Linked DNA regions of Homo sapiens: region 1 is linked to region 2. A link is an interaction called in ENCODE POLR2A ChIA-PET data of the cell type or tissue named here. Cell type or tissue: GM12878. All regions are shown on one strand. Each heading gives the region's core, and the rest is flanking DNA. Links, peaks and the distances in the headings are about the cores only. Region 1 overlaps RFX3 (regulatory factor X3). Region 2 overlaps RFX3 (regulatory factor X3).

Region 1 (16,095 bases), core at 700-8,699, 91 kb before region 2:
AATGGCTTTCAATTAGTTAATATCTCTAAAACATGATCAGCCTACAAATCCTATCATATTGTTTTTCATATCTCCTAGAACCTTTCGTGCATCTCAACACATTTATCTCCATGACAATTATCAACATCCTCAAATACAAAGGCCATAAGCATCATTTTGTAGCAAAATATATGCAAGAATCAATCTACAAACAGAGTTTATCAAATTAAAATAAAGAATCAAAGTCAGTTAAAGTTATGTATCTTCAGGTCCTAGTCATACAAACTTATGTATTTTCCATACAGCTAAGATAGAAAAAAATGTGCTTCAGTGGCATGGGGAAGAAGGAAGATGTCTTGAAAAAGAAATATCATATAAAAAAACAAAACATAAAAAAGCCTGGCCAAGTATCCTAGGATAAGCAAAACAAAATAAGTAAGCAGCAACTGTAATTTCTTCTTTTTCTCTGATTCCACTTATTTTTCTTCATTTTATAAATTTGGAAACAACAGAAAAGCGTAAGAAAAAATTAAAATCTACAATAAACATACTATCTAGAGATAACATTCACACTATGCTGTCTGGCCTCCCATTCTTTTTTTTCCCTATTTCTAATTATATTTACAAACAAACTAGTATTCTCACCATCCAGACACTTGACCCCTACATTGATACTAAAATTCAACTGCATCATTAATATGAAGTTACTATGAATAACAATGACCCTAATATGTGAACAGGACATACTCAAAGATGCCTGCATGCTGACAACAAATATGAAGTCACCGAACCTGGTAGAACATCATACAAACTAATGCTCAGCTTGCCTTAGGAAATGAATCAATCTTGGATGTTATCAATTGCAACTCAGATAAATGAAATTTTCCAAATAATTGCCAAATCTCTCATAATGACATTTACATTTATTTCTTATGTGACAGTATCTTACAAACAACTATGAAAAACAAAAAATAAAGTCAGAGGGGGAAGAGATTGGAAATCAGTACAGCACTCTTCATCCTCATGAATATAATTTTAGTGATGACTCCTCATTACAAAAAAATTGATTGCTGTTTTCTAATGAGAGAAAAGAACTCAGATCTAATCTTTTACTTAATGGAAAAACCTTCTGGGAGGTACTTTTCAACTGGGGCCATATCCAAATATAACAGAAGAGTTAGTGTTGTGATGTGCTAGATGCCTTGTTTATTAAAAATTTAATGTTTTTCTGATTTTTTTTTCCTCCTTAAAGAATCATCTTTGAGAAGCAAAGAAACTTCATGAGGCAAAAAAGCACTTTGTGTACATGTGCGGCAGAGCAGTTGCTAGCCATTCTGTTGTAGCAGACTTGAATGATTTTAACCTTATTTTGTTCAGGAAAGTTTCTTTTCCTTATTGATTCATTCCAAGTTTCAACTGATTTTAGCTTCCCCTTTTCAGCTATGGAATTGTGTCTCATTAATAAAATAGCCTAAAATTGTTTAACCATGTTTCTTCATTTAAGTTAATGGAGTTTGGGATTCACAGAGCTTGAATAAAAGTGGTTAAAGGAATTTGAGTTATTAATATTTACCCTGGAGGAGGAAAAAATGAAAATAATTCCAATAGACTTCAATTACATTAATTTTTAATACAGGATTGCAAAATTATTACAAGACTTTGCCCAGTTATGCTCTGCCACATTTCTTTGTCCTACAAAGCATTTAACATACTACAGGTGCTTAATAGGCACAAATATCAAGGGCAAATGGAATTTAACCATAAAAGAAAATGACTTATATTCCACTTAGACTGTAAGTTTTCAAAAGACAGATGTTACATCACAATCTAACTGCGCACAATGCTTAGGAATACTATAGCCTACAAGCAAAATTGTCTGCTTCCTTAGGAAGATGGAGACAGCTGTTAGTATTGCAAATGAAAGTTCCTAATGAAAGGAGAGATTATATTTTTAATAAGGAATCAAAATCATGATGCATTATAATTAACATATGATTATACTTAATGATACTGAGTGGGAAACACTAATTAGAGATAAACTATATTATGTGGGAGATGAAAAATGCATCAAGATCAACTTTTAGGGCAAAGAAGGAGGTAAGTTGGTAAATTCTGGAGAAACTATGCAGGTCAGTACTTAGGAAAAGATTTTATAATACACAGTTGAAATAAAGAAAAACACAGAAAATATATCAGAACTTGGAAATGAGTGTTTTTTCATTCTAACCACAAGAGTAAGGGTAGCACGGTGAATAGTGGATTGAAAGATGGACAGAGATTGAGCAAAGACACACTATGTGCATTCATTCTTGGTTGCTTGGCTACAGGACCTCTGCAAGCCAGAAGCATATGTTATGCCTCCTGGGAAAAGGTCTAGGGACAAAGTTTAGGATGGGTTTGTGCCATAAAGAATGACATCAAGATGGTAATATGGAATACAGCTCATGTACAAGAGGGCTAATGTGGGCCTGTAAGTATGAGAGAGCTTCCAGGTAGTGATAACTTTTGCTTTTCTTGCTTTAAGTAATGAATCATGTCATGGTATATCGACAATGTATTGTCTGGCAATGGATTGGAACTTAGAAAAAATCCCCAGAAATCAGAAATACTGGACTGAGAAAGCCTAGATCCTCATTTTCAAGGTACCCTAACTAAGGAAAATATCCTACCCCTACCCTCACCTCTGAAGTTTGTGTCTTCCCAAAGAAGGAGGGAGTTTAACAGGAAGTCAAGAACAATCACATTAAAAACAGGCTAAACAAATACCAGTAGCAACTGATTCTTCTTGGAAACAGTGGTTGTAGATTATATATCACTGCTTTTGAAATCTAAGTGCATATCAATATCTAGGTAGTTTTTCAAAAAATTCAGGTGCCTAGGCTCACCCTAGATCCACTCCCAAAATATTTGAGAATGGAGCTTAGGAACTGGTTATTCTAACAAGTTTCTGAGGTATTTCTTAAGTAGGTAGTACAGCCTAATCCACAGGAGCCTGTTGGTCCCAAATAGATTCCTTCAGCCCAATGTTGTAGAAATACATCAATTAATATTAGAAAAACATCATTTTAAACAAAATAAGTCATTAATTTTTAACTTTTCTCAATAAACTATATTTGGAATGTACAATAAATATATTTGAATGAATAAATGTTTAAGGTAACATGCTTGATTTTATCATATCATCAACTGATTTTGTATATATATCAAATCAATTTAACAAATATTTATTGAGCACATACTGTATTATGGGTAGGCCACTATAGGCACATGGTTTTTAAAATGCTGGGTATAAATATAATTTTTCCAAGATGTCTTTTATATTCTATTGGCTTACATAGTAATTCTACATTATGTTAACCTTGGTTGAATTTCAACTGACATTATAGCATTGAAACATGACTTGTAGATTTTCTGATTCTCTATACTCTTCATAAAATAATCACCATAAACTTTATCAAATCTACCATATCAGGAGAATAATAAATTTTAAAAAACAGGTAAGATTTCCATTGAAAAAAAAAAAGTCAAACAAAAACCTTCCTGTTGAATCCTTTAAAAATACTGAACTTTTTAATATTTAAGAGTATTTTCCTCCCTTTACTTCCATTTACTTTATGAATTAATTATTTTTAGATTTGGTTTTCCCAGAGTAAACTCTTAGTACTCTTTCATTGAGTGTGCTCTGAGAAAGACCTGTGCTTTATCAAATAATGAAACAGCACTTGGTTTCAAAATTAGTAAGAGGCAAATGATAATTTTAACAGCTTGCAACTCAATGGGTAATCAGTGCTAAAGTTGTTAATGATTAAGAAATAAAAGAAACTCTCATGCTTTAATAGCTGACTGTATGCATAAAACCTGTCACTAACACAGAAAACTTAGAAAATAATTAGGAATCTTCCTCCATGGGGTTAGTCACAGCTGCTATTTAGGACTTGGACAGTTGTAACTCTACTGTAAAAGTAATATTCTGTCAATCCCACACACATGGGTACTAAAACAGTCCAATGGAAGGCAAAGAATGGTATATATTTACCATTACATTCAACTAACAGCACCAGGTGGAAGGATTTTCTACAGATTAAATGAAACATTTGGAAAATCCTTTCAAAGTGGCTGAAAAATGCACATGCAAACACAAAATATAAACTGTATAGGCAAAAGGAGACATCATTATGTTTTGTAATTCCAGAAATTACACAATCATTTTATTTGCATGAATAAATTGAAATACTGAGCTCAGAACAAGGGCAGGAGGCTAGAATTTTCTACTGGAATCTTGTAATCTCTTTGGAAAAAACTGTCCCAGAAAGTCTTTAGATGACTTCATGTCTGAAATGAACCAAGTGATATAAACGCTAATGGATCAGAAGAAAATAGTAAATATGAAGAGTTCCACTCTTTTAGAATAGTAGCTAATTTTGATGTTACACTGAATATACTGATAATATATGCAAATGACTTCTAACATCAACCATGCTGGTTAATGATAGGTATTCCATCTCTTCCATTCTTGTTGGTGGCTCTCTGAGTATTTGTCTCTTCATTAGCTTTACATCTATAATCGGGCAAGAAGAGGTGGAAAAAATTAAATTGAAATGGGCTATATGTTAACTGCAGCAGGTAAAGGAGGAGGTTGAAGCTGCTGGCGAAAATCAGAGTTGTGGGTCATTCATTCATTTAACAAATATTTAGAGAGCACCGACAATGTGCTTAGAGCTCTCCCAGGTGCTGAGGATGCAGTGCTGAAAGAGGCAGACATGATTCTCTGATCTCATGAATTTCTTCATTGAGTCCTCTAAGCATAGGTGGTTTATGGTTAGCTGTATAGAACTGATATATTCTTGCTACAAGTATGCATGACACTTCTTTTATCTCTTACCCTTTCCCACCTTCTTTATTTGAAGAATGACAATCTGGCTCCATCTGATGCCAAGAGATAAACAATAACAACAACAAAAAAGGCAACTGAGGTTCTATCTAGGAAGAAATAAATTAGTGAGCTTCTTGAATACAGCAAAATTAAGTGGTCCTCAGTTTCCTTATCAGTAAGTAACAATATAATTGCCAATGAGATCTTGCATGTAATGTGTTTACTGAAAAATATTTTAAATGTTCCACAAATACTACTCAGGAGCATAAGTGGTGACTGTTATTATTAACAAACTACATAAATTACTATAGTTTGGTAGTTATTGAGTTGTGATTATTTATGTTTCTCCTCTCTTCAATAGAAAAGATTATCATTACATCACCAGGGAATTAATGTCTAGGAAAGGAATGATAAACTATTAACATCAATCAAAGTTAGAAACCACTAGCCTAGAGGTATAGAGAAATGGAAGCCCAATCTGACCAATTGCCAGGCTTCATTCTCCTCCAAAACACTAAATATCCCATAAGAAAGATATTTTTCTGTAGTGCTCATCATATAATAATGATCCTAATAATAATTATCTAACACTTTAACACTTCCAGTTATTAAAAAAATTTTCAGATACGTTATTCCACTTGAACTTCAAAACAATCTGTGAGATAGTCTATTATGAATTTCTATTTTGCAGATGAAGAAACTGAGGCTCAGTGAAGTTAAGTCATACACTCTGCAGAAGTGCCTATGTAGCCTGTACTCAATTCCCCATTTTCCAATTCTAAATATAGGGTTCGTTTAACTAGTCTATGAACCCTATATTAAGAAAGGCCATCTAATGATAAAAGTTCTTAAATTTCCTCTCTCACTTCTAAAAGAACGTGCATGCTTTTACATCTATCTACAGCCAAAACAAAAGTAGGCTTGCTGTACCATCTTTCCAAATGACCTCTTCTTCTCTCTTCTTAAGTGACATTCTTACTTCACATCCTGTGAAAGAAAGGTTTATTCTTTCACAGAATCCAATTGCTGTGAAGAGACCATGCAAAGAGGCAGGAGGTGGCACATTTCCTCAGTTACTTGAAACATACTCATTAAAATGTGATTTCTCCCTTTATTTCATATGCAAAAATTTTATTACGTGTATTTCTGTTTGGGTTATCTTACCTCTTTGAGGGTGGAATTCTCATGAGAATAAAGACAAGAGTTCTTAACCTGGTTGCTATATGACTGTGGATAAGTTATTTAACCTTTATGGACTTCGGTTTTCTCATCAACAGGATAAGTTGGACTAGGTGATTTCTTCCTTCCTTCTCTAACATTCTATGATTCTGTGTTATGTCTTTTAGATGTGATTGACAGATTGTGTATGCAAATAACAACTGATAAGTATTTGTTGAAGAAATGATAAATGACATTTAATATTTTGAGAATGGCTACTGGGATCAAACACAGCCAAGCATATTAACAAAAGCATTTGGCTTTTACTACTGGAATTTGGAAAAATATCTAAAATATACATGCCAATACTCTCTGTGTACTTCTTTTCATTATCAAAAATAAACTGCAGCAAATACTGTTACTTAGTTTGAAGAGGTGGAAATTACTGATGTCCTTTTTGCTCTATAATAATCTAACTTACTTATTATCTAAATTAGGGTAAACAAATTAGTCTATGAGTGCATTTCGTCAAAAACTGAAGATTACTTCATTTTAGTGCAAAAAAATTATTTTCATATGAAGTATTTTCAATAGAAGTTTTTTTTAAAAAAACTGTTACACAGTCTCCTGCCTCCTTAACCATGGTATTTTACCTCCCCTTGATTACCCATAATGCCATCAATATGCAAAGCAGTTGTTATATTGTGTTAGGCTAGATTTTAGTCATTAGAGTGATATTTGAAATATTTACTGGAGTGCCTAGGTCCATTTGCCCCTCCACGGAGTGTCCACAAACTGTTGTACTGAATAATTTTAAACAGAAGACCCTGTCTACTTGTATTTCTTCTTGGCAGCTGTCATAGTTCATGACTGCCTGTGAATCAAGTGGGCTCTAATCTCCTTTATTTTAGGTAAAATGGCTTGAGAATGGCTTTATCTTTTCAACTAACTGAAACTGCAGGCTCTATGACATCTGCTTTCCAATCAGAAGCTGTTTACATTTATTTTCCGACTCATGGCTATGTTCCATACAGTGGTATTGCTGGGAATTGGATTTATAGATAAATGGAGATTTCCTCTACCACCCCATCAAACCTTCAAGTGACACCTTGTATAAAGGAGCTCAAGAAATTGTGAGCTATATAAAAACAATAATCATTCTTATCCCTACAATGACTATAATTCCAAATTCATGAGAAAAATGTACAATTGAGCTCCAAAAGTTATATTTAATTAACAAAATAATCACTGCATAGACTTGCATTTCTTCACTATAAGAACATATAAAACAAATTTACATTATGAAAGATAAGCACACATGGATGCATTTAATAAACCTTCAAGTATTCAAACAACGTGAATATTTTGAAATATCTTCTATTTTATACTTTAAACCTTTCACATGTCATTTGTATTTTTACAAGAGACTGGCAGTCTCTTTATATAATTTTTACTGTATTCAGTAGAATCATTTGAATTTTGAAATTGAAAATTTTTTTAAGCCATAAAATATATTTTTAAGAAGTTCTTTTCCCACTGTTTTCAACAAATATTCTTAAATTAGTTTATGTCCACACCCATGAAAAGAAACTCCTTCTTTCCTGTCTAAATATTTCTGCACAACAGGGTAACTGGTTTCAGTTAAGGCTTATCAATGTTGTCAGTGGACAGATTCCTTCAGAGAGACCACAGAAGACTCCTGCTGCCCTATAAGAGAGGCCCATGCAATTGGCAACAGTAACACTGCAATCAGTTAGCAAGACATCATTTTAAGAGCAACTGTCTATAATCCTAAACTTGTATCATTAAAAAAACACAACAAATTAAAGGAAGTTTCAGTACTTCTTTGGTTCTTTCACATTCCTGTTTCGTAAGAAATAAGAATCAAATTCAATTTATTAATACTACTGAGATTCTTATATCATTTCTGAAATGTCTCCATATTTTATCTGTTTCCAAACTCAAGTACCACTATCCTGAGAATGCAGAGGTTTTTATGGCTTGCTAATCTTTATAGAATCTGTTTCATGAGGAGACCACAGAAAGTACTGGGCCTTACTTATGTAACTCAGGTTTTTTTTATAAAGAATGTCCCTTGAAGGCTTCTATTTCTATGAAAGCTTGCTAGAATTCCTGGCAGTTAAATCACAGGAAATTCCTTGCAGTCAAATAATGGGCTTCAACTGTCTTAGGTATAATTTATTAAGTTTTTATTCATACTTAAGTTTGAGTATATGTTATTTCTGAAGCAAACTTTCTTTTTCTTGATTTCACCATCATCTCCACTGTGTAGTGGTGCTATGCATGAGTGCAGAAATCACACCAAAAAGTAAAGGCTACAAGTGCTGCCATTAACAGATGCAAAAAGCAATCATAACCCAAAATAGTAACAATTTATTGCAACTCACACAAACTCTATGAGGTACTATCCAACTCTATGAGGTACTATTCTATAATTTATTTTATTATTTTTTTCAGAGCCCTTCTTATTTTTCACTGGCTACACATCAAAAAATAAGAATCAGCAATAAAAAAATAAGATTGAGAATCTGTAATAAAAAATCTAAAACCTTTAAGATATCTTTTATATAATAGCCAACCTTGAACTGAGTCTTCAGTCTGGTGCACTTACACTGGAAATTATGACTGTGTAAAAAGCCACTGAACAAGGATCCTTACCTCCAGTCTCTTTCCATTAAATATGTCTTGCCCAAAATCAAAAAGTCATCTCTCTAGAAAAAATCAAAGTTTCATTGTTTTGCTTCAAAGCCTTACATAGCTTCAAAGCTATGTTCTGCACAAAGAACAAACTTATTAGCTTTACATACAAGCAAATCCCTTAATATATGATCCAAACTACTTTTAAGATCTCATCTCCCACTAAACTACTCAACCACCTCCTTGATTCTCCTTCTGTAATACCAGCCTCAATAAATATGTCATGGACCATTTACCACAGACATCATGGACTTCACCGCTAGGTGAATTTTCCTTCTGCTTCAATATTTCTCTTTTTATGACTCCTCTAAGTTCCTACTCAAAGAGCACTTTCTCTAGAAACTTCCCAATCTCCCTTTCTCCCAGATATTGCCGAAAACTCCTCTGTATTGTGATAGTTCCTTGATCAAAGTTTTATTTTAGCACTTCCCAGACTGTATTCCATTTTTTTTCCATTCTCCATGTGCCTCCCCTTCTAATTTTTTAACTCTTCAAACATAAGAACTGTGTCTTATCTCTGCATGCAGGGCTTAACATCAGTATTGGCTGACTAAATAGTATAAAATTACTGTGTGATATATTCTTTTCTCAGACATTATCTTAGAGTTAATGCTTCTGACTAAACTAGCATGGATAGGGAGATGTGGCCAAGGCAACTAATCACTACAGATCATTACACTGGGACCTATGCAGAGGCCTCCTTTCTCCTACCTAATTCTGCATGCTCACTTGAAAAGAAAAATCATAACTTCTGTCTTGGTTGAGCTATGCTGGTAAAGAGGAAAGGATTTTTTCATTTTGTTTACTCTAAATTGTGACATAAGTCACATGGGACTAGAAGGCCCTTAGCTATGCAACTTTATTTTGTGCTTGTGCAAATCATTTAACCTCTCTGGGACTCATCTGAAAAAACAGAAACTATTAATGCTTTGATTGTCATAAGGTTTTAAAGCCAGACTAGACTGACATATTTTTCAAATCTAAGATCTATGATTCTATTCATCCGTCCATCCATCCGTCCATACGTCCATCCATCCATCATTCATCCATCCATTCATGAATGCTTGAGATCTCTTACAACTCTAATATCAGCAATTCTGTATCTATGAAAGTTGGATTCAAAGCAAATGTAAGGCATCCCAAACATTCTGCAAGAATTCATACTGTGTCAAAAAGAATGACTTGAGAGATGTGCAGAATAGCAAGTCAGAAGCTCATGAATACTGAAACAAATTTCTCCAGTTGGTATTTGCTTGGGTATGCTCCTTATGTTTTGTGTTTCATTTCCCTGTCTGAACAGTTTGGGATGTCACACTTAAAAGGGGCCAAACGGCTGACTGATAAGTACTTTTTAAAAATTTGGAAAACAGGCGAGATCACTGAAATTCTAAATCATATTTAAGAACTATCTGTAGTGAAAGCATGCCAACAATAAGAACGTTCTTTTATACTTAGGTATTTGTTCAGAAAAAAGGAGACCCGAACAACTAAGAAATACATAGCTTGGACACATCAATGATAACTTCAGAGTCTACCTTTGTTTCTGTTGCATGGGTTGTTGTCTCATAGCCATATACTGCATGTCTTCTTGCAGACGATTAAGAGGGGAATCTGGCTTGACACGAATCCCATAGTAGTGGTATTTGGAGTTTCCTCTTCATTAATGAACAAGAAACATTAGAAACAAAAGTCAGTCAAACTAATATTAATCACATGGGATGTCCATTAAACTTCACACTTGGAAAAATTTGGTAAAAACAGTAAGTTAATGTTACATATTTATGATTAACCTGTTCTGAATACTTTTATGTTTTTATGGTGATAAAATTTGAAGAATCAAAATAAGATTCCAAATCAATCAGCTAAAGGCCCTGCTAAAAATATTTGTTTATAAACTTCCACTTAAATATTAGTCAAACAGTCCATTTGTTCCATACAAATTACATTCCATTTTCAAATTTCTATTTTAAATTTAGTTAAGAAGGGTAATGATAGGAAAAAAGTTTTTGGCCAGTAAAAATTAGTTAACAGGCCAATAAAAATTAGTCAATGGAATACGTATTTATTGTAAAGCATGTATATAGAACAAAGAAAAAATCTTAATTCTACTTTCCTGGATAAGTTTGACATTTTTCTCTTTACTTCAGTGATGATGAAGTAAGATAACTTAATTGTCTGTTACAAAATGTTGTGGTAAAGACTTACTTAATATTTTGAAACCTAAAAAGAAAGTAAGCCTTTAATCTGTTGATTTTGAAACACATTTTATTAGTTTCTGTTTTTATGGATTTGTGTTAGTTTTGCAGGCTAAACAGGATTTGTCACAGAAGAGATGGGGAAATTTCTCTATGAAAATGGCAAATTTCCACCTGGAATAAAAATGTCACAATTTCCCCATGTTCATGAGAAAGACCATGTTTGCTATTAGAAATGACAAAGTTTTGCTCTGAATGGAATTTGCAAATTCTTGCAAAATATCATTTTAAATATGTAAATTATTGCAAAGAGAAAATAGTAGTTTTTCACAAGTCCATATATAGCAATACATCAGCACTTTTTCCAATTTTTTCTTCCATTTACAAAAAGAAATGCAAGAAGAGTGTGGATTAAATATTTTTTATAAAAATAGAGCAGAATTGCACTTCCAAGATTTAAAAACATATATTAAATGAACCTTATATATATTTGAAGACATTAAAATTATACTATATAAATTATATTGCCAGTTTTTAAAAAATGCAGGGCATCCAAATACCTACATGCTTTCAGCACAATAAAGCAGATAGAGAAACTTAACGCCCGTAAAGAAAGGTCTTCTACTTGCAGAGATTAGATCTTGTCTCAAAAATCCACTGCAGAATGGTGCAATAAGCAAAACCAAAAAATTCCACATACCCAATTTGTGGCGTTCTCCTGTACAAGCTGGAGGACAGTAGGGAGTAGAGGTACGGTAGGAAGCAGGAGACATTACTTACAGGACAAAACTACAGAGGAAAATGATGTCTCTCTTGTGAGACCTCAAATAGATGGAGTGCTGAGTTTCTTTTTGGTTTCCTACAAATTAACATTTTAATTGGGTTGGGAGGGAGAGGTTCTTTTTATTTCATTGGGAATGGTTGGGGGAGAGAAGCATATCCATGGTCTTCTTTACTCAAATTTAACTTGGAGATGGGATCTAATAAAAGGTACCTTTTTATTTGCCTTTGTTTAAAACAGTGATTTGATTTACTTTTTGTTTACTTAGGTCCAAAAACTTTAGAAAAGATCTGGTTCTGGTTTGAGTGGTTTCACCAGATTATTTTATTGATAGATAATATTAATAATAGTTCTACATATAGTTCATTTTAAAAAAAAGTATTTAATTTGCCTCATGATTTATATTAATTTTCCATCTGTTCCTTGGATTAGGAGTAGAAAGTAAATGCTAAACAGTTTCTATGGTAGAAAGAATGTCTAGTACCTCACTCCTACAATTGTCAGTTTTTTTACATTAGAATTCTGTCTTCATAGCACTTCATTTCTTTAAACTCCCTCCATAGTACTTATTTTCTCCTTATTTTTCTAGGGTTTGCTTCACAAACATAACTGTAAACACTACATACAATTAAAAAAAAAAAAACAGGAGACATAATTCATAATTGTTACCTAGTTGGGGGTGGGAGGAACCCAGAACATCAGAAAGTAAAAGCGGCAATATTGCAATACGTACTTACAGAGTATGGATTCTACTCATTCACAAAACCAAACAACCCCAATTTTGTCCCTTTCTATTTTAAAGACTTGTTTCAACGTTTGAATGGAGCCTCAAAATAGGACCCATTGAAATTCCTTTCAGTAACAAAAGAAGGACAACAATACAGCTATTAGAATGTTGAATAAAGCCCAGAGTTTCAAAATATTGGCACGGTATGCATAACTACAGAGCCACCAGCGAGGAGATAGTAGGTTAGGTCCCCAAATAATGATTTTTGTGGTTTTGAAAAAAAGTACTATAGAAACAAAAAGTTTTCTCAAGGGAATGAAAACTATTCCTTTAGTGTGAATAGACAATCACATTCTTCAGTTTAAAATATACTATCTTTTGAAGTACAGAAAGAAGGAAACATATTTATGAGAGAGCTAAACCTTCAGCAATCCAAAAGCTGTATAATCACTTAAAATGCTACAGAAAAGCAATAATTCATGCTAATACATACAGGCCTTGTAAATCTCATAAAACTGACACAGTGAAGGGGTTTAGGACATGCTATCCCAAACTATGGCACCTTGGCATTTGAAGAAACAACAGAAGCGGGCCACAGAAACCAGAAAAAATTCCCCTCACTCCTTCTCCTCTGAAGCAGGCCATAAAACCTAGCTTACTTTCTCCTGAAAATAGGTCATGAGACCCTCATTCCAGAGGGGTCCTCCTATACCTTGCAGAAAAGAACGTTCTTATTTTTGAAGACACAGGGATGCAGAAAAATCTGAACAAACAGGCCTTGCTGGGCTGGGTGCGGTGGCTCACGCCTATAACACCAGCACTCTGGGAGGCTGAGGCGGGCAGATCACCTAAGGTCAGGAGTTTGAGACCAGCCTGGCCAACATGGCGAAACCCCATCTCTACTAAAAACACAAAAATTATCTGGGCGTGGTGGAGTGGGGTGGTGCCTGTAATCCGGGTTACTCGGGAGGCTGAGGCAGGAAGAATCACTTGAACCCGGGGGGCAGAGGTTGCAGTGAGCTGAGATTGGGGCACTGCACTCCAGCCTGGGCAACAGAGCGAGAATCCTTCTCAAAAAACAAAACAAAAACAAAAACAAAACAAAACAAAACAAAACAAAACAAAACAAAACAAAACAGACCTTGCTGAGTTTCCCCCAGATTAGAACCATTAGATCATACCCCTAGAACCATTAGATCATACCCCTTTCTGTCCAATCATGTTTCTCCAGAACTATCCACTTCATCAGACTGCATAAAATACATACAGTTCTCTCTGTTTCTTTGGGCCATCATTTTTGAAAGCTCCCAGTCATGTAAAACTTATATTAAACAAATTTGTATCCTTTTCTGTTGTTAATCTTTCGTTATAGGGGTCCTAGCCATGAGTCTTGTGGTGGTGAGAAAAAGATCAATCTTTTCTTCCTACAACACTCACTCCTCTTTTTGGTATACATTTTTAATGAAGTCAATTACTAAGGAAGGCTGTGTTTATTTTATTAAGATTAAAAACTCTTCACTTTGGGAGGCCGAGGCAGGTGGATCACAAAAGAGATGGAGACCATCTGGACTAACATGGTGAAACCCCATCTCTACTAAAAATACAATAATTAGCTGGACGTGGTGGCACACACCTGTAGTCTCAGCTACTTGGGAGGCTAAGGCAGGAGAATCATTTGAACCTGCGAGGCAGAGGTTGCAGTGAGCTGAGATCGTGCCACTGCACTCCAGCCTGGCAACAGAAACAGAGTGAGACTCCATCTCAAAAAAAAAAAAAAAAAAAAAAAAAAAAAAAAAAAAAAACTCTTTACGAAAATACTCTGAAGTTGTGCTTTATAGCTAATTAAGGGTATATCACCTAATGTTGTATAGTACAGTATCTCTATTTTAACTTTTTATGTGATTTCTATAAGATTTAGGAAATTAAAAACATCCATATCCTTCTGTCCAGCTACTTAAAATATTTATCTTATGATAATTTATAGAAATATGGAAAGACAAAAATGAAGCCCCAGAGTTCTAAGTATTCTTTTCATGATATTTTGGTTAGTGAAAACACTCATATTTATTTCCAAAGGAAGAAAAACCAGAAACAACTTCTTCACATTGTTTCAATTCAATTGAACTATACTATGTTTTTCCTTCCACATACACATGGTTTCATATTAAGAGCAGAAAAAAAAGTAGGGGCTAATAAGAGGTAAAATAGAGCTATCTCATCACTGAGGAATTTAAACAATATTTTGCAAGTTTACCAAATGATTTTTAACTGGCCTCCAGAAATGAAATGAAAAAACTGCTTTAGTTTCTTACTCTATCCCAACAGTTATTTATAAAGACAAATGTAATTTTTCAAGAGTCAAGTGATACATAGTTTTCCATTTACTATGTCACTTAACTCATCATCATTAGTATGATTTCTTTCAATAAGAGAATACATTTTTATGTGCGTGTGTGTGTGTATGTGTTTGTGTGTGTTTTAAAGCACCATATGCAAATCTTGCATTAACAGGTTGGTCTGCTAATTTCTATGTAGTTTGAGAATCAGCTCTTCTCAAAGCTTTGCTCAGTTCATGTTTTAGACAACATATAATTGTGGCTTGGAAAGAAGTCACTGAATAATGTCCTTTCCTTTTCCTGGGGATGTTATAAACTGAGCTCATTCTATGTATTTCCTTATATATTGTCTGTAATCAAGTACTTTTGTTTAAACAATATATTGAATTGCCCTAGTTTGAAAAAGAGAGATTAGTTTATGATCTTATTTTTCAATACTAACCTAGTGCCCAATCTCCTGGTTCGTAGCCCCATAAAAATTGATCTTATTAATTTTCCAAAAGAGGCAGCATTGACTGGGTCCAGTTTGTGTTCCTGACAGTGTCGAAGGTAGTGGTTGTACAGAGTGCTTCTGGGAAGGCTCACTCCTTCTGCTGTCTCATAATTGTCCAACAGCCACTGGAGCTAGGGAAATAAGACACAATAAACACAGACAAATCACATAATTTGCCAAAATTTCTACAAGACACTGCAAATGCAACATACAGAAATACTTAGAAGTTCTTCATCAAGTCTTATGATAGAGTAAACTGCTATAATTCAGAAGGTGGTAATCTGCCTTTGAAAACGCTCAGAAACACTGTAAATAGCTGAACATCACTAAGGATCTCAGACAATATCCATTTCTTCAAATATTCAAGCACACGTAGAGACATACTAATTTTCCCTGTATTGATTCCAATTTTGAAAATAGACACCACTTCAAGGAGTTCAAATAATCCCGTTAACTGGTCATAAATATCAGAAATATGATTGCCACAGAACAAAATATGTTACCAAGCCTGGTAGCATGGTAAACAGTATGTCTTTAGTGTTGGCTTATTATAACATATGAACAGCAGGCTGCCTGGTATGAGTGTTTATATTAAAGTTACATTCCTTTTTATAGAATTTTAATTTATCTCAAATTACCACTAGATAATAACAATATTGTCTACTGCGACAGATTCTGAAAGCAGAAAAGACAAAATTCAGTCGTTTCTTCCCCAAATGAAAATAAACTGACAAGACATTGGCAAAGAGTTTACATGTAATGAAAAGGAATCATTTATTACAACCATTTTAATTTTTCTACCTCAAAACTGTGTTTATTCATTATTCTGGAAGGC
Region 2 (16,095 bases), core at 4,523-12,522:
AAATTAACCGGGCATGGTGTTGCACGCCTGTAGTCCCAGCTACTCAGGAGGCTGAGGCAGGGGAATCGCTTGAACCCAGGAAGTGGAGGTTGCAGTGAGCCGAGATCACACCATTGCACTCCAGCCTGGTGACAGAGAGACTCATCTCAAAAAAAAAAAAAAAAAAAGTAACAATATAGTGGGCATCTTGGATAAAGCAAAAAATCATGAGGTAGTTTGCAAAAGACAGAATATTAGAAAATAATGCACTGCACATCATACACTATAAATTATACTCTTCATAAAGACACCAACAAAAGACTTTTACTTTAGAGATTTACATTTCATGCATGAATTAAAACAAAAATAGCTGTTTCATTGTATCAACTTACTATTCATCTAAATCCCTGAAGAAAAGAAAAAGAGTAGCAACCATAATACTCCTCTAGCAAGGGTAAAGTTAATTTTGAAGCAAACTGCTAATATATTACCTACTTTTTAGGAGAACTGCATTTTACTGATCCCAGTATTCTGATAACAAAACTTATATATAAACACAGTTTCATAAAGTATTCAGACAACAAAGAAATAATCCAAGTAAAATGCAACTGCATCCTTTATGCTCACACTTCCTGCTATTCCACTTCACAGAGATAATGGTATACAATCCTCCAACCCCCTACCAATAATTTCATCCTCATGTGTTTAACTGTGTCTACACTAACTAGGAGAGTTAACACTAACTGCCACACACACAGCCTCCCAGTGGTAACTCCAAAGTTACCTCTCTAACTTAGAAAATGTTTCTAAGTTAACTCTCTAACTTAGGAGTTACCACTGGGAGGCTGTCTGTGTGGCAGTCAGTGGTGCAGCGGGCCCTGCTCCACACGCTCACTTGGGGACCCTGGTTAACAGAGGTTCCACCACCTTTTAGTTGTGTCACTGTGATGTAGGCTCGCAGCAGCTGAGAGATTGTAGAAGCATACTAGCTCCTAAATGTCTTGGCTCACAAATAATACATGGTACTGTTGCTCATAGCTCACTATTGAGAATATGCTACAGGACCCAACACAAATACAAGGGAAACACCATAGGTGAGCATTTTATGCCCCGGATGCAGTGTCTTTTTATAGGAGAGTACATATAGTATAGGAACCTAGGTGAGATATGTGTGTTTTCCTACTTCTTGTTTGTTTTTTTGCACTTAACAATACATCTTTGGAGCTGTTTCCAAGTGCGTGTATACGTGTGTGTCTGCACATACATACACGCACCAACTACTTTGGTTTTAGAGTACTCCATAGTATAGACGAAGCTTAACTTATTTAACTATTTTACTATTAAAGAACATAATGAACTAAGTTTTCATTTATACAGTGATGTGCTTATTTATTCCTGGTCTGATATCACTCAGTTTTGATTACCATAACTGTATAGTATCTTCTGAGATTAAATAAAACAAGTTCTTTCTCTACCACTAGTCTGTTTTTGGCAAATTTTCTTTTCTTTTTTTTTTCTTTCTTTCCTTTCCTTTTCTTTCTCTTTCTCTTTCTTTCTTCTTTCTTTCCTTTCTTTCTTTCTTTCTTTCTTTCTTTCTTTCTTTCTTTCTTTCTTTCTTTCTTTCTTTTTGGCTATTCTTATGTACATTCAAAAGTCATCTGGGTGTTTCAGTTGGATTGCATTGAAATCATGCATGCATTTGGGAGATAAATGAATTATTTATAATAAGGAGCATTCCCACTCAAAAAAGTAGTAGTTTCCCCATATCCTTTGTAGCAAAACTCTCATTTTAAAATTTAGGCCTTCTTAATGCCCTTTCATATGTGAGTTATATGCTTCACTCTACCTCACTGGCTATGAGTAAAGTATTATGAAGATTGATAATAGATTTCAAAGTGGTAGGGTAAGGAGAATTCTAAAAATGCCTCCCCCTCAACCAAGATTAGAAACTCTAATTCCTATAACTTGTGAATACAATGAAAAATACCTCCCATGATTATCTTACGTTATATGGTACAGCTGACGTTAAAATTGAGTAGGCCTGCTCTAGCCCATGAGTCCTTAAAAGCGGAGTGCTTCTCTGGCTGGTGGCAGCAGTCAGAGTCAATACATAAGGCCGTATTGTTGCTTTGAAAATGGAGGGGCTACAAGAGAAGTCAAGCAGGCAGCCTCTAGGAGTGGGGAACAGATCCCATCAGACAGCCAACAAGATAACACAGAGGCCTTAGTTCTGCTATTCTGCCAGTAACTCAATGAGCTTGGAATGGATCCTTCCCCAGGATCTCTAAACAAAAGCCCCATGTGACAGACACATTACTTTCAGTCTTGTGAGACATGGAACAGAGAACTCAATCAAGCACCCCCAGACTTATGACCTCCAAAAATTGTGAGATAATAAGTGGGTGTTGTTTTGAGCTACTACATCCTTGTAATTTGATACACAGCAAGAAGAAACTAATCCAGACAGAGTCCAAAGGAATTGTTACCAACATTTTACACCTCCATGGGTTTTCAGAATTCCCCAGGGAAAAGGAAATACACTCGGAACCACTTCCCCTTTCTTTGCTTTTACTTTCATTGACATTCCCTAATTAAGAGTAACACACATAACAACCTAAATCCTTAATTTCCTGCTAAATGTTAAGGCTTTGGTGAAATACAAGGATAATTCTTCCTCAAAAAGTTCGAATAGTTAAGTTACAAGCAAATTGAAAACTAAAAATATCAAAGGACAAGACGAAATCTCAAAGTCAATGAGTAAAGTATCACATGAAAATTTAGGAGAATGCTATCATCAATCCCTAGAATTGAAAATCTATTTCACAAGAGGTTAGGATATATAAGATAACCAGAGCTATTTCAGTATTTTAGCTACATACATGCAGTGACTACAATGTTTACAAGAGAATTCAATATTTTGGTAAAATAGGAATTAATCCACAATCTCAGTTCCACTAGCATAAATTGTTCCACTGTTGATCTTCTGCCTCTAAGTGAAAATGCAATTTATTGCATAATATATTACCTTTCTAAAACTTATCATACTCTAAGAAATATTACTCTGAAAGCAGTTTAGAGAAATCCAAACTGATATATAGCTGATTTATATAATTTAAAAAAAGATATATTGAAAGAAAATTTTAATGATACCAGGATGACAAGACAAAATAAAATAAGCTTCACTTTGTTTGTGTGTTTCTATTCTATCTGAATCCTTTTTAGTAAAATGTGTTCCCTTTGGCACTTGTATGACATTTTTAAAACAAAAGAATAAATAAGGTAAAGCAATAAAAAATTAGTGAATATTAAAGATAATGGTTTCAATTTCAAGAGGACTGAGAACAACATAGTTAAGTTTTAGAATCTTAAAAAATATAGAGAAAAGTAAAAGGGCATTGAAATAATTTAAAGATAAGAAAATGGTCTTACCAATAAGATAGACAGGGATATCATTTCCTTAACTGATTTTCTTTGACATCTCCGTGGTTTTTGGCTTAGTAAACAAAAGATATTATTGACCTAATTACCAAAGTGTCCCTGCACATTGCTGTAACAAGTTTCAGTCAACTGACAGTCACTGGGAATGCCTAGCCACCTAAAATCTATCACCCACCTGCCTGGAACCCTTCAACAAAGAATGACTCCTAAGTACTGTAGTTTATAATGTGAACTGGATGACAGAGTTAATTTCAATGTTCTGTCATCCACTTACATCTTAGTATAACTAGCTTCCTTGCAAAAACAGTGGTAATTCTGATGTAGACGAGAGAAAGATAATTTTATTTTGTAAGTAAGCTCCATAAAGTCAGGAACAATGTCTATTTCTTCTTTACTACTTATCACAATTGCTATTAATAGTACAGAGGGAATCCTTAATAAGGATTTGGTGAAGGAAAGGAGGCAGATACAAACTGAAATATGACAAGTAGCTTTGAGCTTCCAAGGAAAAAATCACAAAGGCAAATAGCACACCAGGAGAAAAAGATAGGAAGACAGTGAAGAGTGCTGGAACTATTCGTTTTAGTCCGTTCAGTCTGCTACAGCAAAAACTGGGTAACTTACGAACAACAGAAATTTATTTCTCACAGTCTGGATGCTGGGAATTTCAAGATCAAGGCAGATTCAACGTTTGATGACAGCCTGCTTTCTGGCTCATAGACTGACCTTCTTCCTATGTCCTCACGTGGATGGAGACAGGGGTCTCTCTAGGTTGTCTTTTGTAAGTACACTAATCCTATTCATAAGGACTCCATCCTCATAACCTAATCATTTCCTAAAATCCCCACCTTCTAATACCATCACTTTGGGGGTAAGGATTTCAGTATATAAATTTTGTCCACAAACACAAACATTCAGACCATAGAAATTTCCAAATAAAGGAGTTCTATTTTTCCTTATTTCATGACTTTCTTACTTCATACCTCCACCCATATGCTATTTTACAAGAATAAAAGTAATTGAAATGGTAGAAATTAAAATTCTACCATAAAAGGACTGCTTCTGAAGATGTAAGAAAGCTTTGTAAGCACTGACAACAAATCAGATAATTACTTAAAGAATACTTTTACACTAGCGAAAGCAAATGATATTTTGAAGCCAAGAACAAATGACTAAAGAAATGGATCACAAATTGCTGATGACTAATTTGGGGCTCAATTAATGACGAATTAGATTTACAGAGCAGTTGTTTTTTTGTTTTTGTTTTGTTTGTTTGTTTGTTTGACACGGAGTCTTGATCTGTCGCCCAGGCTGGAGTGCGGTGGCGCCATCTCCGCTCACTGCAAGCTCCGCCCTCGGGTTCCCGCCATTCTCCTGCCTCAGCCTCCCGAGTAGCTGGGACTACAGGCGCCCGCCACTACGCCCGGCTAATTTTTTTTTTTTTTTTTTTGTATTTTTAGTAGAGACGGGGTTTCCCCGTGTTAGCCAGGATGGTCTCGATCTCCTGACCTCGTGATCCGCCCGCCTCGGCCTCCCAGAGTGCTGGGATTACAGGCTTGAGCCACCACGCCCAGCCCAGAGCAGTTTTTTTAAGACTGCTGGTTAGGATGTTTCAAATTATTAAAAAAAAAAAAAAAATTAAATGATCCCTAGAGCAAGTTATCCAATGAGTACACATAGGTAATATATAGGGTTCAATTCAATATTAATTATTTATCCTCAGAAAACTGAACAAAATACTTATTCAAAAGTAAGTAGTTTTGGAAATTATAATATATTTTTATGATTCCTTTTTCCAACCATAGTATCAATATTCAGTCCCTTGCCTACTCTGTGGTTCAAAACAGTCTTCAATAAATTTACAACTCTATCCTTTCAAATCTTCTATGAAGTACATGATTTTTAAAAATTATTTTTTAAAAACTATTAATTATATATATATATAATCTGTGAATCAGAACAGTGTTTGTTTCTGGGATCGAGGGATGGGGAGGGTAGAGATTGGGACGAGCCAGAGGAAAGTTTTCTAGAGTGATAAAAATGCCTTAATTTAAGTGTGGGTTACACAATCACTTCTCAAAACATAATAAACTGCATAAATTGATATCTGTGCACTTTACTGTAAATAAATTATAGCTCACTAAAGATTAAAAGCAAAAAAGTATACAAAATATTTCTCCTTTCTCCACTATATAAAATACATGCTTATACAACTGCAAATTGAGATTAAGTATTTTACTTTACAATGTCCAGATAAGTAATTCAAATTGGTGCATGTGTCTATGATGTGGGGTGTTTCCTCTCAGAAAACTGAACAGTAATGTATTAAGTTTCTCATAATGACATATGGCCACAATAGAATGACAAAATATCTGTGGGAGTAATGACCAAGAATGTAATTAAAAGCAAAGACTCTTGAAATTACTGTTGTAACATAAGATGAATCCTTTTTTAAAAAAAGCAAAATATTATTAAATTATTTAATATTTGCAGGAAAGACTAATTAGGAGTAAAGTCATTCAATTTATTCACTATTGTATGTGTATAACTGCAAGGGAATATTATTAGTTGCTATCAAGGGTAAGTTCTCTAAACACCAGGGTTGCCTGTTTATCATTTACAGCGGCTTCCATTTTCAAAAATTCAGATGTCTCTGTTCATAGTGCTAGCAATAGCCCTTTTTTATTTGCCAGTGGAGTTAAGATAAAGCAAAATGAATTTAGATACTTTAAAATCATGCAACCAATTCCATTTCTTTAGCAGCACAATTAATTCTTACTCTTTAATTTTAATACTTTATATTAGAGCAAAGTACTTAGGATTAAATAAGTGTTTCCGCTTACGCAGCTCTAAAATATATTACAATAACTATCAAATAATTGATATAGATATGCTATGACTTTGGGGATAATTTCAGTGATCTGTATAACTAAAATCATTTAAATTACTATTCAAATGATGATAATTAATAAATTATGAAGTTTTACATGTGGCCAGAAATTTAAATTATATAAGACTTCTTTTCATTAATTGTATTATCCTGAAAAAGCAGCTATAGAAAATAGACTCATCAACTTAAGTAAGATGAAAAGACGCTACAGGAAGTCCAAGAAAGAGTAACATAAATTACTAAATGATTGAGAAATGGCATAACAAAGAAAACCTAAAATAATTTGGGTTAGTAGAGAACAGAAGGCTAGTAATAATAGTCTTTATTCAAATAGAGGAAGGAATACTATGGGAACAGACACTTTCAGTACTTTGCCCATTGAGAAAAGGATCTGAAAACAAACTCAAGTAGCAACTGGAAGGACTATGTTTAGGTACCAAGAAAAATTCCCTTTACAGTTTCAACACTTTACAGCCTAATAACAGAGGTGGCTATAAATTCATATCTTTGAAAATGTTTAGCCACAATAGAGATTACCTAAGGTAGTCATTATTCTAATACCTAAGTGGTAAATATTACATGCCCCAAATCTGTATACATTCACCCTTACCTCTTCAGTGTACACCGGCCAAGCTTCTCACTACAGCAACTGTATTTCTTTGCCTGAGAGATTTCTTGGTACCCTAATACCTTCTTTGCCTACCATCACATTAGCTAGCAATACCAGGAAATTAACCACCCCTGTATCTCTCTGCCTATGACCAACAGAAATACGTGTATAAACACCAGAGGCTTCCTCATCCCTCAAGTGGGATAACTCTGAGATGTGGGATAATACTGGCTCCCCAGATTTCTCCATTGTGATAATTATCCACAGCTGTATCTTATATAATAAGAAAAACTGTATTGGATAAAGCCCCTTTCTGTCTGATTTTCCCAATATCCTACCACTATTTCCAGGGATCACCTCCCAAATAAACTACTTGTACTTAAATCTTTGTACCAGAGTCTGCTTCTTTAGTACCCAAACTAACGCAGTATATATGCCATCTCCATGTAGCACCTGCCATCTTTTTTTTCTTTCTTTCTTTCTTTCTTTTTTTTTTTTTTTGAGATGGAGTCTCGCTCTGTCACACAGGCTGGAGTGCGGTGGTGTGATCTTGGCTCACTGCAACCTCTGCCCCCCAGGTTTGAGAGATTCTCCTGCCTCAACCTCTGCCTCCAGGGTTCGAGTGATTCTCCTGCCTCAGCCTCCCGAGCAGCTGGGAGTACAGGTGCCCGCCACCACACCTAGCTAATTTTTGTGTTTTTAGTAGAGATAGGGTTTTACCATGTTGGCCAGGCTGGTCTTGAACTCCTGACCTCAAGTGATCCGCCCAACTTGGCATCCCAAAGTGCTGGGATTACATGCATGAGCCACTGTGCCTGGCCTCACCTCGTATCTTATGTACTTAACAGTTCTTCCATTTTCTACTTAAATCTCTTGGAAAAAAGGTTGCAAACACAAGAAAAAATGGTAAACTACTATCTTCCATCTTTCATTGTTATAATACAAAACTAAAAATAATATCAAAACAGGTATTTAGTACTAGCCAACTATTCGTTGCCATATCTCTATGTTTGTATCTCTAAGCTTGAATACTACTCCCTATTTTTAGGTGTGTCAGTAGGTATGGGGGAAGACTAGCAAATATTCATGAGGCTTTATAGATACTCTGCACCAAACTGACCTCACTGACTACTCCGAGACAGTGAGAGAGAATGGATGAGGGAATAAACTCCTCACTCTGCAATTCAACATTTTCTTAAAGCTCTTTTCCAAAATCAACGGAAGTCCATCTTTTGGCAGCTAAGACCACTTAAAATCACATCACATCCCAAAAGAATAAACATTCCACACTTCAGACAATATCTTTCTAGGTAACCTGAGAAAGCTAATTCACACTCCCACCCAGAAAAAATTATTAGAGATCTTTAAAGATTTCTTTGACACCTATGTAGTTTAAGAAAACTGTTAAATAGAGAATTAAAAATTTTAGTCCTAATTGCCTGTGTGGCTGCACTTCATTTCCCTGGGCCTCAGTTTCCTCAGCCTTAAAATAAGAAAGTCAAAGAGATCTGTGTTTTCTCTTCTGTTCTCCTCCTGGCCCCTTCAGGAATAAAAGGTATAAGGAAAGGTGAAGCTCTAGGTTTCCCAGTTCTGTGAAGTTCTGGGAAGATCAATTTTATATACAGACCTGTTTGCCAAAAGCAGGAGGACAAAAAGTATAGGAGGAGGAGAAGGCGAAAGATTAGGAAGAGAGAAAGAAAAAGAAAAACAGACTTTTAAAAATACAAGTACCAGCCAAGCACAGTGGCTCACGCCTGTAATCCCAGCACTTTGGGAGGCAGAGGCAGGCAGATCACGAAGTCAGGAGATCAAGACCATCTTGGCTCACACGGTGAAATCCCGTCTCTAATAAAAATACAAAAACTTAGCCAGGAGTGGTGGCATGCGCCTGTAGTCCCAGCTACTCGGGAGGCTGAAGCAGAAGAATCGCTTGAACCCGAGAGGCAGAGGTTGCAGTGAGTCGAGATGGCACCACTACACTCCAGCCTGGGCGACAGAGTGAGACTCTGTCTCACACACACACGCGCGCACACACACACACACACACACACAAACCCCACAACTACCACTTTACATCCATTAGGATGGTTACTGTCAAGAAAAGAGAAAATAAGTGTTGGTGAGGGTGTGGAGAAATTGGAACCCTTGCGCTCTGTTGGTGGGGATGTGAAATGGTATAGCTGTTATGGAAAACAGTATAGCAGCTCCTCAAAATTTTAAAAATAGAATTATCATATGATCCAGCAATTCCGCTTCTCAGTATATACTCAAAATAATTGAAAGCAGAGCCTAAAAGAGATATTTGTACAGCCCATTCATAGCATCATAATTCCCAATAGTACAGCTTGTTCATAGCATCATAATTCACAAGGGCAGGGCCAAAAGGTGGAAGCAACCCAAGTATCCAAGGGAAGATGAATGAATAAACAAAATGTGGTATATATCCATATAATGGAATATTATTCAGCATTAAAAAGGAAATTCTGATACATGCTACAACACGGATGAACTTTGAGGACATTTCGCTAACTGAAATAAACAGATCACAAAAAGACAAATACAGTATGATTCTACTTATATGGCAACTAGGGAAGCCAAATTCATAGAAACAAAATTACAACAGCAGTTACCAGGGGGAAATGGGAAATTGTAATGGGTAGAGAGTTTCAGCTTTGCAAGATGAAAAGAATCCTGGAGACTGGTTGCACAACAATGTGAATGTAATTAACACACTGAACTGTACACTTAAAAATGGTTAAGATGGTAAATTTTGTATTTTACCATAATTTTTAAAAATACAGGTTAAAAAAAAAAACTGGAGTAGATAACATTTAAGACTTCTTCCAGCTCCACAGTCTTCAAATTAGCATTAACAACAGTTACGTAATTTATCATTGTCATGATACAAGGTTCATGAACAAAATTAGAACAAAAAATTATTTATCCCATAAATATTATCCATACTATTTGCAGTATGTACATTATAAACATTAATCTCTATGATCCAACAAATGAGCCTCAGTGACTAATATTTACTCAAGCTCTCTACAGAGATTCACTAAAGTATTACCTAAATGTTGAAAATCTTATGGTCAAATACAAAATTCTTCAGATTGAAGATTACTACTGATCTCTTTCCAAAGCTGTCATCTCCACTATGAAGACCATTAACTCCCAGTCAGAATTATAGGAGTGCGCCTGATAATACACTCTGGTCAGACAGCTATCAGGATGAGCTGTGCACATGTCTGCCATTTTACTTTGATTCTGATCCCAGTGAGCAAGACCACACCATGATGTAGCTTATTTGTCTTATCTAACTCTGTCCATGGCATGCTGCGGCCACATTTAAATTTATTCAAACTAGCATACCATCTAACCATATATTACCAGGTTTCTCAATACAAGCTGATAAGATTTCTAAAATTAAACAAATTTCACATCATTTTTAGTATTCCATTTATTTCTTACCAAAAACATGACCTCACTTATGTTACTTTTTCATTATTAAAGTTATTTTATTCTTGCTTTCCTTGGTTTTAAGTTACAATTTTAAAAGGTTACTTACACCTATGTGAGTGTATTATAGAAATCCATTTAATTAGACACAAATTAGCCAGGCATGGTGGCTCACACCTGTAATCCCAGCACCTTGGGAGGCCAAGGCGGGTGGATCACAAGGTCAGGAGATCGAGACCATCCTGGCTAACACGGTGAAACCCCGCCTCTACTAAAAATATAAAAAATTAGCTAGGCATGGTGGCACACGCCTGTAGTCCCAGTTACTCAGGAGGCTGAGGCAGGTGAATCGCTTGAACCCATGAAGCAGAGGTTGCAGTGAGCTGAGATAGCGCCACTGCACTCCAGCCTGGGTGACAGAGCGAGACTCCATCTCCAAAAAAAAAAAATTATACACAAATTAGGTACTTACTACTTTAAATAAAAGTAGAAAGGGAAGAATAGTAAGCTCTCAGTAGGCAAAGATATTAAGATATACAGTTGGTCAATAAGCACATAAGAAGATAGTATTATTAGTCATCAGAGAAATACGGATTAAAACCACAATGAGATACCACTATATAACTCATTTGCATGGCTAAAATTAAAAATATTGGCAATACCAAGTTTGACAAAGATGTCAAGCAAGTAGAACTCTCATATACTGCTGGTGGGAATATAAAATAGTATAACCAGTTTGAAAAATATTTTGGCAGTTTCTTATACGGTTCAACAAACAATTAACCATGGGACTCAACAGGTCCACTCCTAGGTATTTACCCATGAGAAATAAAAACCTATGCCCTGAGAATATACGAATGTTTGAGACCAGAAACAACCTAAATGTTCAACAATAGGTGAATGGATAAACCAACTATAATAAATATTGGTATAATGAAACATTACTCATCAATAAAAAAACCTCTCATACACACAATAACATGGATGAACTCCCAAAACATTATGATGAGTGCAAGAAGCCAGCTTGCACAAAAGAACATATGTTGTACAAAAGCCAAAATTGACAAATGGGATCTAACTGAACTAAAGAGCTTCTGCACAGCAAAAGAAACTACCATCAGAGTGAACACGCAACCTACAGAATGGGAGAAAATTTTTGCAATCTACTCATCTGACAAAGGGCTAATATCCAGAATCTACAATGAACTCAAACAAATTTACAAGAAAAAAACAAACAACCCCATCAAAAAGTGGGCAAAGGACATGAACAGACACTTCTCAAAAGAAGACATTTATGCAGCCAACAGACACATGAAAAAATGCTCATCATCACTGGCCATCAGAGAAATGCAAATCAAAACCACTATGAGATACCATCTCACACCAGTTAGAATGGCGATCATTAAAAAGTCAGGAAACAACAGGTGCTGGAGAGGATGTGGAGAAATAGGAACACTTTTACACTGTTGGTGGGACTGTAAGCTAGTTCAACCATTGTGAAAGACAGTGTGGCGATTCCTCAGGGATCTAGAACTAGAAATACCATTTGACCCAGCCATCCCATTACTGGGTACATACCCAAAGGATTATAAATCATGCTGCTATAAAGACACATGCACACGTATGTTTATTGCAGCACTATTCACAATAGCAAAGAGTTGGAACCAACCCAAATGTCCATCAGTGATAGACTGGATTAAGAAAATGTGGCACATATACACCATGGAATACCATGCAGCCATAAAAAAGGATGAGTTCATGTCCTTTGTAGGGACATGGATGAAGCTGGAAACCATCATTCTCAGCAAACTATCGCAGGGACAAAAAACCAAACACCGCATGTTCTCACTCATAGGTGGGAATTGAACAATGAGAACACTTGGACACAGGAAGGGGAACATCACACACCGGGGCCTGTCATGGGGTGAGGGGAAGGGATAACATTAGGATATATACCTAACATAAATGACAAGTTAATGGGTGCAGCACACCAACATGGGACATGTATACATATGTAACAAAACTGCACGCCGTGCACATGTACCCTAGAACTTAAAGTATAATAATAAAAAAAAGAATATATGTTGTATGACATCATTTATTGGAAATTCAAATAAAAGTCGTGGAAAATATAAAGCGATCTAAATAACAGAAAGCAGACCAGTATTTTCCTAGAATTTGGATGGGAGAGGAAAGGTACTAATAACAAAGAAGAGGGAAGTATTTGGGGTAATGAAAATGTTCTGTATTTTGACTTTGGTGATGTTTATACAGGTATATATGTTTGCCAAAACTCATCAAACAGTACACTTAAATAGGTGGATTTTATTGCGTGTAAATTATACTTAGAAATTTTCAGTTCGGTAGTTTCTGAATTTTTTTATTATGTTTGCTTCTTAGTTAAAAATATTTACTTATAAATTATATACATGTTCTAGTGTATAAATATAAGTATACACTTTACAAAACATACAAAAATAGGAATTACAAAATAAAAACTAAAGATCAAATATTTAAGTATCCTGTTCATTGAGGCAACTTCATTAGTTAATTTTACAGCACAATATACACTTGGATAAGAATTCATCACTGAAAATAATACATACAATAGACATAAATCCATGTGTCAAAAATCTTAGTATTTGGAATTTTAGAGCCAACTTCTTATTTAGGTAATATCTTCAAATTGTTACATGACTGTCGAAGAATTGGACAGGTACTCATTCTGCCCTTTTCTTGTTTCTGCCTGCAATATTAATGCAATCTTCAATCTGTAAGCTATATGTGGAAAAATTTTTAAGCCACTTGTCAATATTATGAAGTTAGTTTAAAATCAGACTACATAATCCATTAATCCACCTTGCTGAAAATGGAAAGTGTAACAAACAAGTTGCATTTTTCGCCCCTCAGGATGCCTCATTCATATATATGATATGTATAAGTTTCTATATCTTGGCTATATCTCCTATTTTTAAGTAAAAATAAATAGAAATAAAAATTCTAACACTTCTTTCTCATATTTTTTTTCTTTCTTTTTTTTTTTTTTTTTTGAGATGGAGTTTCACTCTTGTCACCCAGGTTAGAGTGCAATGGTGCAATCTTGGCTCACTGCAACCTCTGCCTCCCGGGTTCAAGCGATTCTCCTGCTTCACCTTCCCAAGTAGCTAGGGTTACAGGCATGCTCCACCATGCCCATCTAATTTTGTGTTTTGAGTAGAGATGGGGTTTCATCATGTTGGCCAGGCTGGTTTCAAACTCCTGACCTCAGGTGGTCCGTCTTCCTCAGCCTCCCAAAGTGCTGGGATTACAGGCGTGAACTACCATGCCCGGCCTTCTTTCTCATATTCTAGTAAGTCTTGTTGCACTAACCTAGAATAGAGATGCTCCATTTTGGATACATCAGATAGTGACTGCTTACGCTATTCAGAAATTATAGTTTAAAAATTGGAGTGTGTGCCTGTACATATTCAACACTAAACATGTAAATAAATTACTGTCAATTTAGAAGGCAACTCAGTCATAACCTAGTTCACTCATTATTTCAACAAACATTTACTGAGGACCCATTATGTGCCAGACATAGTGCATGCAAGGTTGGACTACAGTGGGAGCAAAGGGAGACATGGTCCCTGGATCATCAATGTACATTACAGTTTTGGGGAGAGACACTAATTACCTGAATCAATTAAGACCATACTAATGAAAAAGTCTGTGAAGGAAAGGTACATGGGCTAGGAGAGTGCATAAAGGAAAGTTAATCTAGATAGGACAATCAAGAAGGCTTCCCTGGGGTCATGACTGCTGACCTCCACAAAATATTATTAAAACATAAGCAAACATAAAGCAAGGTATAAACAATGACAGTGTGGGACCAACTAGTACAATGAAGTTGGGTTTTTTTTTTATTCAATTTGCCTGTGATATCACTTAGCTTTAACATTTTCATATTAAGACTGGTTCTCTTTCTCCTCATTAGTGCAAGACAATTAAAGTAGTTTAACCTAGAATGAAAAAGATCATAGGCAAATATGAAACACACTGAAATTGAGTGGAAATCTCAGTTATAATGTGGTTATTCAGCTCATCTATTAATAGATTCAATTTGTAGTTTCATTAAAAATTTTATCTAAATAAGCACATACACCTGCACACACACACAGAGATAACTGAGAATACATCCATATACCACACTTTGAGAAACACTACTCTTTGCAACCATTTGCATGTCTCCAGTTCTCAGCAGAGTATGTGACATACAGATCAATAATTTGTACTTATATCTGTAAAACGCTTTGCAGTTTGCAGAGCACCACTACATCAATTATTTTTTCATTTGACCTTTATAACTTATGGGCAATTTATTTATTTATTTATTTATTTATTTATTTATTTATTTATTTACTTTAATTTTTTTTATTTTTGAGACAGAGTTTTGCTCTTGTTGCCAGGCTGGAGTACAATGGTGTGATCTCAGCTCACTGCAACCTCTGCCTCCCAGGTTCAAGCGATTCTCCTGCCTCCGCGTCCCAAGTAGCTGGGATTACAGGCATGCACCACCATGCCTGGTGAAGTTTTTGTATTTAGTAGAGATGAGGGTTTCACCATGTTGGTCAGGCTGGTCTTGAGCTCCTGACCTCAGGTGATCCACCAGCCTCAGCCTCCCAAAGTGCTGGGATTACAGGCATGAGCCACTGCACCCAGCCTCATTATGGGCAAATTATATTTCAAAGATAAGAAAACTAAGACTGGTGGTACCCTGAAGAAGTACCACCCTCTCTAGAAAGTTTCCCACAGCTTCCTCCTCCCACCAACTGACTCACCTCTTTGCTCCCACATCCCCTATGTATACCTCAGACATTACCATTCTTTATGTCATCTTCTGTTTACCTACCAGTCTCTTTGACCTAACATCAACATTCTTCATATCACAGCACCAAACAGGGTTCATGGCTCATAACAGATGCTCAATCAGTATTATAAAAAGTGAAGCTCAGTAAGGCTGAAGTGATTTGCTTAACACCATATAGCTTGTAAGTGGCAGACCTGGCATTTTGATTCACCTACATCTCATTAGATCAAATTCAAGTCACTATCCCTTTAGTTCATATCTCTAATATTTTACAGCAATATTATTACTGCTTCATAAGAAACAGGACAAAAACCACATTAAATGAATGCTAACTTGAAGTATTACCAACCAAAATGAAGATAGAAATATAATTTAAGCTCAAACATTAACAATATTTTCCACGTGAAATAAATTGTCTACTTAGATTTAACACAATTAGTTAAGAACCATCTAATTAATTAGCATTCTTAGTAGTGCTATTTTTATACTGAACATTTTTATACTGAGCTTTAAAGAGTATGAATTTGTTTTATTACACTAGCTTCTCTAGATCACTTTTTTCCCATGATAAAGTTTCTCAACTTCTCTGATGCGCTGTTGCTTTGTTATTTTTATATCTAATCTAGATATCTTTAAAATTAGATATTTTTAATACCTAATTAAAATAATTAAAGAAACACTCCATTTTTCAAAATGTATTTCTAAAAGTGCTTGGGAAAATTAAGCATAATCATGAGTTTTAAATATTATAACTGCCTACCAAATCAATGAACCCATAGGCAACAAACCCTCAAAGTCAAGGGAACCTCAAATTCAAGGAAAAACCTTGAAAATAAGCCCAAAACAAAGACCAAAAAAAATTCCCAAAAT

The links. Peaks named below come from ENCODE experiments on the same cell type or tissue, not always from the same donor. Only the 100,000 strongest peaks of a DNase experiment are listed, where the experiment ranks them.
Region 1: POLR2A ChIA-PET joins it to region 2 with 6 read pairs; 2 of 35 experiments call an interaction of 5 or more read pairs at or near these places.

The regions. Positions count from the first base shown.
Region 1 is chr9:3,277,868-3,293,962 of GRCh38, forward strand. It overlaps RFX3 (regulatory factor X3), which reads right to left. Exons shown (of 17, transcript NM_001282116.2): 6 at 15,210-15,391; 7 at 10,264-10,383. Among named protein-coding and RNA genes, the nearest start is that of LINC01231, 100 kb to the left of the region's middle. RefSeq lists an enhancer at 13,037-13,838. In GM12878, for the core only: no CTCF peak of the experiment used is centred there; a DNase peak (open chromatin) is centred at 3,735.
Region 2 is chr9:3,365,148-3,381,242 of GRCh38, forward strand. All of the region lies in intron 2 of RFX3 (regulatory factor X3), which reads right to left. Among named protein-coding and RNA genes, the nearest start is that of RFX3, 150 kb to the right of the region's middle. In GM12878, for the core only: no CTCF peak of the experiment used is centred there; no DNase peak of the experiment used is centred there.